2 separate regions of the Homo sapiens genome follow, and region 2 is linked to region 1. Evidence: chromatin contacts called from ENCODE Hi-C or POLR2A ChIA-PET data. All regions are on one chromosome and are shown on one strand. The core of a region is the stretch at or near the end of the contact, and the rest is flanking DNA. Distances in the headings are between cores, read along the strand shown. Region 1 overlaps ADAMTS12 (ADAM metallopeptidase with thrombospondin type 1 motif 12). Region 2 holds the start of ADAMTS12 (ADAM metallopeptidase with thrombospondin type 1 motif 12).

What was found. A loop is a pair of places that touch in the nucleus more often than their neighbours do. ChIA-PET counts read pairs that join two places held with the same protein, here RNA polymerase II (POLR2A). Pooled maps may share reads with other maps.
Region 2: a map of heart left ventricle shows a loop between it and region 1 (2.0-fold over the local background). The contact joins the promoter of ADAMTS12 here to the enhancer-like site in region 1. A Hi-C loop is called at or near these places in 3 of 168 maps with a recorded cell type or tissue (chondrocyte, heart left ventricle and heart right ventricle) and 3 of 50 pooled maps. POLR2A ChIA-PET finds 5 or more read pairs at or near these places in 4 of 52 experiments (AG04449, AG04450, PC-9 and 1 more).

The regions. Positions count from the first base shown.
Region 1 is chr5:33,770,845-33,774,436 of GRCh38, reverse strand. The region is part of intron 2 of ADAMTS12 (ADAM metallopeptidase with thrombospondin type 1 motif 12); the gene reads left to right. Among named protein-coding and RNA genes, the nearest start is that of ADAMTS12, 120 kb to the left of the region's middle. Within about 2 kb of position 1,981, at least 2 of the 41 ENCODE cell types and tissues checked have a DNase peak (open chromatin) inside an H3K27ac peak, as active enhancers do; they include PC-9, where a contact is called at or near this core.
Region 2 is chr5:33,890,218-33,893,809 of GRCh38, reverse strand. ADAMTS12 (ADAM metallopeptidase with thrombospondin type 1 motif 12) reads left to right here and starts at 1,820. Exons shown (of 24, transcript NM_030955.4): 1 at 1,820-2,080. The coding sequence starts at 1,954. RefSeq lists enhancers at 1,537-2,036, 2,037-2,538.

The DNA of each region.
Region 1 (3,592 bases), core at 732-3,231:
TTTTTTTCATAACACCATGTACAATCATGCTTAGAAAAAAAATAGTGTAGTTCACATATATATAAGCAAACCCAAAACATTTGGTGCCAGATTAGCTCAGATTTCAATTCCTCTAGAGATCCTTTCCTGGGACCCTCAGGTTCCCCTCTTAAATTTTCCTTGTCAGGACTTCTAATTGTCCATGGGCAGGAATGTCTGGTTCGTTTACGGCTGTATTCTTAGGGTTCTGATAGAGAAGCTGGCATACAGGAAGCACCTAATAAATGTTTTTTGTTTGGATGGATGAAAGTGGTGATCTCAGACCAGATTAGGGTCGAGTGAAACCAAAGTCTAATATACTGGTTGGTGCAAAAGTAATTGTGGTTTTTGTCATTACTTTAAATGGAAGTAACCTCCCCATTACTTTAAATGGAAGTAACCTCCCCAAAGGCCACACCCCCAGTAGTGGAGGTGCCACCTTTTGTAGGTGAGGCGGATGGCAGTGTGTGTACGTACTTTTGCACCAACCTAATAGTGGATTCTGAGCAAACTCAGCCAGCTGCTTTCTTTGGGCACCCCCTGACAGTCAGTGGCTTCTTGGCCATATTTCTTTCAATGAAGGGCCAACTCAGTTTTATGAAGAACTGAAAGTCATATGTATGTATGCAAAAAAAGTCTATCATAATCACCCTCAAAAAGCAACTTTTTCAGTAGCTCGGGGTATGTGGTGCTGGGCTAGGCTCCTGGAGAGAAGGCATTCAACATTATCAACACTACTTGGGATTAGGCAAGAAAGCTGATCTATATGATCTTTCTTCTTCCCAGTTTATTCACAGACTTAGTTTCATGCTACTTCTGGGAGTCAGGGTAATTTTGAGTCCAATAACTAAGAATTCACAGAGAGAAACAGACCCTAGTTTGTCATCCTGACTGCCATAATGGTGGAGCTGTGACCAGCCATGAAGGAGGCTCCGTAGATGACACATGTCCATGCCTAGAGCACATGTCAGGCCACAGACTGGCAGCAGGGTTTCATTTTATAAAGAACATAGTGCACTCATCCGCAGCCAGTTCTCACTGTGAATACCCTATGTGAGAAGAGTGAAAACAGAAGGGAATGTGGTTCTTAAGGCTATGAAAACTTCTCTGCCTACTATCTATTATAGGAAGCTCTAATCAAAATATCAAGAACATGGCCTAAGTGTCAAGTAGACTGATATTGAGGAGTGTCCAAAGAGTTACTGTCTGAGTCTAAATTCAGAAAGAAACAAGTCACCGAACAAAAAAAGATAAGCAGCAGTTGCACTTCTTGGAAAAAAGAAGAATAAAAACAAAAGATTCCATCAAGAACAGCTCATGTGTTCAAGAATCCTGGTTATTTATGCCTTGCACCTTCCATATGCAGGTTGTTTGCAAAGTATTTGCAGCTGTCTAAAAGATTACCTTTCCAAACTCTAAAGTAATACTCATTCTCCAAGACGCAGATCACAAACACCTTCTTTCTGAAGCCTTCCCAAATGGAATTGATTTCTTTCTCTTTTGTGCATCCACAGTGTGGGATCTGTTTCTTCTCACTGCCCACTTCATATTAGCATTATTCATTCCTGTGTCTAGAAGGCAGGGTCCAAGCCTTATTTACATCACACGTGGTGTGCTTATCTCAATGAGCTTCAAATAGTGGTGCTTAAAATGAATTAAATCCAACGAAAACTCATCCAGGATTAGCTCAGTTTTTAAGAGTGGTGCAGATCTGTCTTTAACTTAGAAACCCTCACTATGCTAAGGGTTTATGAAGCACAGCCAAGCTGCTCTTTTTCAAGAAGCCTGGAAAAGAAGTATCTCAGTTTTCATTTGGGCATATGCTTTGTTATGTATGCATACAGGCACATAAGGAAACTGTCTTCTCTTTTCTTAATTCTGGAATTATTTTTGCTCAATCTCCTGACCTCCTGGATGTTTTCCAAGTGAGTAATACAGCACCTTGGGAGGAGCTATGGCTAAAACACATGGTAAATTAGTTTCATCTCACACTGCTCAGTTGGACCCACTGGTAGAAGATGCCTGGGCTGCTAGTTGAGGACTGTGAGATGGGTTGAAGGTGTGAGGTGAGAGCACCAAGGATGAATGGCAGTGTCTGCTGTGAGCACAGGATGGGACCAGATAGGTGAGGCAGATGACAGTGTCCTTTTTTGCTGTCTCTGGTCTGGACGAATTACTTATGGTAGCTCTTGTGCAAGGGAACTGCTGTTGAGAGTCTAGAATGAAAACTTCACAGGATATACTTGTTGAAAAGGACCACAAGGCAGGGTGTGGTGGCTCATGCCTGTAATCCCAGCACCTTGGGAGGCCGCAGAGAGGATATCACCTGAGGCCAAGAGTTCAAGAGCAGCCTGGTCACATAGTGAGGCCCCATATCTACAAAAAATAAAAAAAGTTAGCTAGGCATGGTGGCAGATACCTGTAGTCTCAGCTGTTTGGTAGGCTGAGGTGGGAGGCTTGCTTGAGCTCAGAAGTAATAGCTTGAGGCTTAATCCCAGAGGATTGTTTGAGGCTGCAGTGAGCTGAGATTGTGCCACTCCAGCCTGGGTGACAGAGCAAGACCTTGTCAAAAAAAAAAAAGAAAGAAAGAAAGAAAAAGGATGAGGGGACCACAAAGGACATCAAGTACGCAGTATAACTTTACTACACAGTGTTATCACTTTAAGGACAGTGAATATTTAATATTATATACAATATACAATATATAAAATGTACCATCTTAACCATTTCTATGTGTATAATTCAGTGACATGAGTGTATTCACATTGTTGTACCACCATACCCATCCATCCACAGAACTCTTCATCTTGCAAAACTAAAACTCTATCTGTTAAACAAATTCTATTTTTGCTGTATGGATATTTATTTTTAATAAAAGAAACTAATAATTATAGGAAATTTAGAATATTCAAGGAAATAAAAAAGAAGAAAAACCTCACTCAGAGTGGGACCATTAATACCATTAATGTGTTGATGAATGTTTCACTTGATCATCAAGGCTGTGACCTCATTTTTCTTTGACTTTTTGAGGTCTGCTCCCAGGCAATAACTGGTACCCACTCATTCATACAGGCTAAAAACTTTACTATGATACTCCTTCCAAACCCATTGTAATTATTTTTCAGGGGACAGATTCCTTTTTTACTTTAAGCTAAAGGAATAAAGATCTAGTTATGGATGTTCAACATCATTTACTCAACAGTCATCACTAAACAGACATTTGTTGAGTGTCTATCATGTGTTGGGTAGCATTGTATGCAATATATTTAATAGATATAGGATTGAACAAAATAGATGAAAACCCTACCCATCAGGGAACTGAAATTCTCATACAGAGAGTGATATTAGTGACATTTACTAACCTGTAAATATATGCCTGCCTGTCTATAATATGAAGTCCTCTAAAGAAAAATTTAAAAAGTAATGAGGACCAGGAACAGTGGCTCACATCTCAAATCCCAACACTTTAGGAGGCTGAGAAAGGAGGACTGCTTGAGGTCATAAGTTCAAGATCAGAATCTCTACAAAAAGATTTAAAAAGAAAAAATAGAGGAGGAGGAGGAGGAAGAGGAGG
Region 2 (3,592 bases), core at 571-3,070, 120 kb before region 1:
GGTGAAGGGAAGCAAAGAAGAAGGGGAAGAGGAAGAAAAGAAAAGAAGCAAAAAGAATTCTAGCCCAAAGTTGTTCTTCAATGCCCTTGCAAATGCAGGTCATCATGCCTGTGTTATCTGAATGTCTTTTAACTCCAGTTGTGATCCTGCTTCCTAATGTTTACGTAACAGAAAAAAGGCTCAGAGTAGTTCTTTTACTTGCTTGTGACAACAAAACATGTTCTGTTACACGTAAAGGGGATTTAAGGTTGCAGATGGAATTAAGGTTGCTAATCAGCTGATTAGGAGAGTGTCCTGGTTAACCAGGATGAGTCTAATGTAATCGCAAGGGTCCTTATAAGTGGAAAAGGGAGGAAGAAGAGTGATGTGATGTGAGAAAGACTCAAAGGGCCATTGCTAGCTTTGATGGGGGAAGAGGGCCATGAGCTGAGGAATTCAGGCAGCCTCTAGAAGTTGGAAAAGGCAAGACAACAGATTCTCCCCTAGAGTCTTCAGAAATGAATGCAGCTGTGCTAACTCCTTGATTTTAGCCCAGTGAGACCAGTTTCAGATCAGAACTGTCACATAAGAAATTTGAGTTGTTTCAAGCCACTGAATTTATGGTAACTTGTAACACCAAAAATAGGAAACTAGCATATACCTCTCAAAGTCTTGGTGCCCATGTGTTCCACATCTGAGAGGACCACCTTGCTTTCAGACCACTGAGTTTGCCTTGGAGGCTCTGTCCCTATACAAGGTTGAGTAAGCTGGTATCCCAGAACTCTTGATTAACACATGTGGTTGGCTGGCAGCCAGGGAAAAGTCAATATTGGGGGCCGAATTCTTCCTGAATGGAGTAAGGAGGCCTGTTTCAGCTCAGAGGTGAAAAATCTTGGCTGGATTAGCCCAGTAAATTCTCAAGATGCCTGGCAAGCGTCCTGGATTGTGGCATTCTCTGACCGATGTAAAAGCTTGAGCCTCTGAATGAATGGACGCCCTCTCCAGGGTAGCCAGTTCAGGGAAACTGGGGAGATACCTTAACACCTTCCTGGGTTGACTTAATTCCTGGTTTCCTTTTGAGTGAATGGAGGTGGGCTAGGAAAGATGGGGTTCTAGAATCAGAAGAGCCGCACAGAGATCTGCAGACTCAGAGGGGCCCACAGGCATTTGCAGCAGTCACCTCATTGCACAGCTGAGGGGGCTTGTCTGAGGTCACATTAGCAGATTAGCGCAGCCCATTTCCCTTTGTGTGACTTGGCAAAGAGAAAAATCGCCTATTAGTTTTTCCAGTGGAAGAGAATCCCAGAGCGGTCCGAGTGGGTGAGGAGTCTTGATAGAGCGATGTTGGGAAAAGTTCAGGAACTTGGAGGAGAACAGCAGGGGAGGGGGCAGCGCTGAGCGCGGAAGGATGGAGGGAGTGGGGCCCCCCTCTGCCTCAACTCTGTTCTCCTCATTTTGAGCTTGTATTTAAGCACGCCGGGGGGCTGGCCTGGGGGCCTCTCACTCGCAGCTTCCTCCAGTGCCTCCCAGGGCGGCTCTCCCGGGTCTCCCCTATTTGGCCGGCTCGGCCAGCTGGGCCTGGCGTTCGGGGCGGGGCCGGAGGAGCGCGGGGGTGGGAGTCCGGGAGGAAGATGCACCGAGCGGGCGGGCTGCGAGGCCGCGGGGCATGCGGGAGGCGGAGGGGTGGGGACCGGGGTGGGCTGCGCCCTCCCGCTCTGGCCCATTCCACACCCCGCCGAAAGCGGACACTGTCAGCTGAATCACTCCCCTTTTAGGAGGAGGGAGGGGAAAAAGGTGTCTAGCTCCTTTCTGCTTAAAAAAGCACAGGGAGATCGCGGGCAGCTTTGCAGTCGCTGCCTTCTCGCGCCTGACCATGCACCCCTGCATCTTCCTGCTGGGCCACAGGCGAGCGCTTTATTTCTGGAGCTGAGGGCTAAAACTTTTTTGACTTTTCTTCTCCTCAACATCTGAATCATGCCATGTGCCCAGAGGAGCTGGCTTGCAAACCTTTCCGTGGTGGCTCAGCTCCTTAACTTTGGGGCGCTTTGCTATGGGAGACAGCCTCAGCCAGGCCCGGTTCGCTTCCCGGACAGGAGGCAAGGTTAGTGACTCTTCTTTATTTCTTTTTAAAACAGTGGTGGTAAGACTTGCGGGAATTTTGTTGCTCCCCTTTCCCTTCCCCCACCCGGCAGAACTGAACTCTGAAAAGCCATTTGGCTGCGTTGTAAGGAAATCTGGGCTGGGACCTCAGGAGCCTAGGCTTTCTCAGAATTCAGTGCTTAAGGTGATGAGTCCTTCATTCTTATAGAAAGGTGAGTACCTCACTCTTTTACAGGGATGACACTGCAGTCTTTGAAAGACCCAAGAGGTAGCTGGTAACTTTTTCTCTTTTGTCTCCTCTTTGAATGCTGTACTGTTTTGATCCCCTATTTTTCAGACTCTAAACATGGAAAATTTTTTTTTTAAGTGCTAACTGGCTACTGGCCGTCATTGCAGTGTTTCTAGTTAGTTTTAAACCTCTGGTCAGGAAAGGGGAAATGTGATTCTTCCCCCCTACTGAGCAGGCTTGGCTGTGTTTTGGTTTCCTGGAAAGATTTAGGGTTGTATTTTTGAAAGAATAGTCCTTTTGGGGGAACTATACCTCCATAAGGGCTCACTTTTTCCTGTCCTGTCTCACTGACCACAGCTGGCTGCTTCTCTTTATGAATTTCTGAACTCATGTTATTGTAGGAAGCATTGGAAGCGTTCTGGTGGACAATTTGTTGTTGTTGTTTTATTCTTTTAAGCCTAACAGTCAGCAGTTTATTGGACTTGGAAGGGTCAGAGGCACCTTCATGTTTGGTGGGGGGTTCATTGTACCTCTGGGGGTAAACAGTCCTAGCAGCAGCAATGGCCCGCGTGGCACTCTGTGTCAGCCCATCCGATCACTGGCAATAGCCTTCCAGGGTGCAGGTACCAGTGTTGCTGTCCCTGCTGTACAGATGAGGATGCTGCAGCTTGGAGAGCTTATGAGGCCAGCTAATGTAGAGCAGAGTTTTCAGCTCAGGTAGTCTGACTCTTAGAATCATGCAGCACTGTCCTGTAGCAATAATAGGGACACACACGCACACACACACGCATATGCACCCACACGCATGCACACGCACACAGAGCACTGGGTTAGCATGCACTAAGTCCTGTGTTTGCTGACTGTGCTGAAGCCTCGGGAAGTGTCCTCCATGACTTTCTGACATCCCTTTAATTCCCAAGGCCACTCGGGTGATAAACATCACCAGCCTGTCCTTGTTTAGGATTTCTAAGCAGGGTTTTCTGCTCATGTTGTAAAATTCAAATATTGCTGGACAACTCATCTGCTGTGGCTTCAAGACGTATCAGAAGCAAGTCCCTCTCTTTGCTTTACTTGGAAAGCTGGAGCCAGCAAACACTGGGGTTAGATGTCAGTCAGCCAGCACTCACTTGTGTAAACGGTCCAGATACAATCTCCCACCCCCAAGTTTAAAATAGCAGGGCTTGTTGTTCTTTGAAAAACAGTTCCTTTGTGAAAAGTCTCCCTTCTGGGGCAGCACAAACAAAGCCTGCAAGCACTTCCCAGGGCATTTGGAGATGATTTCGT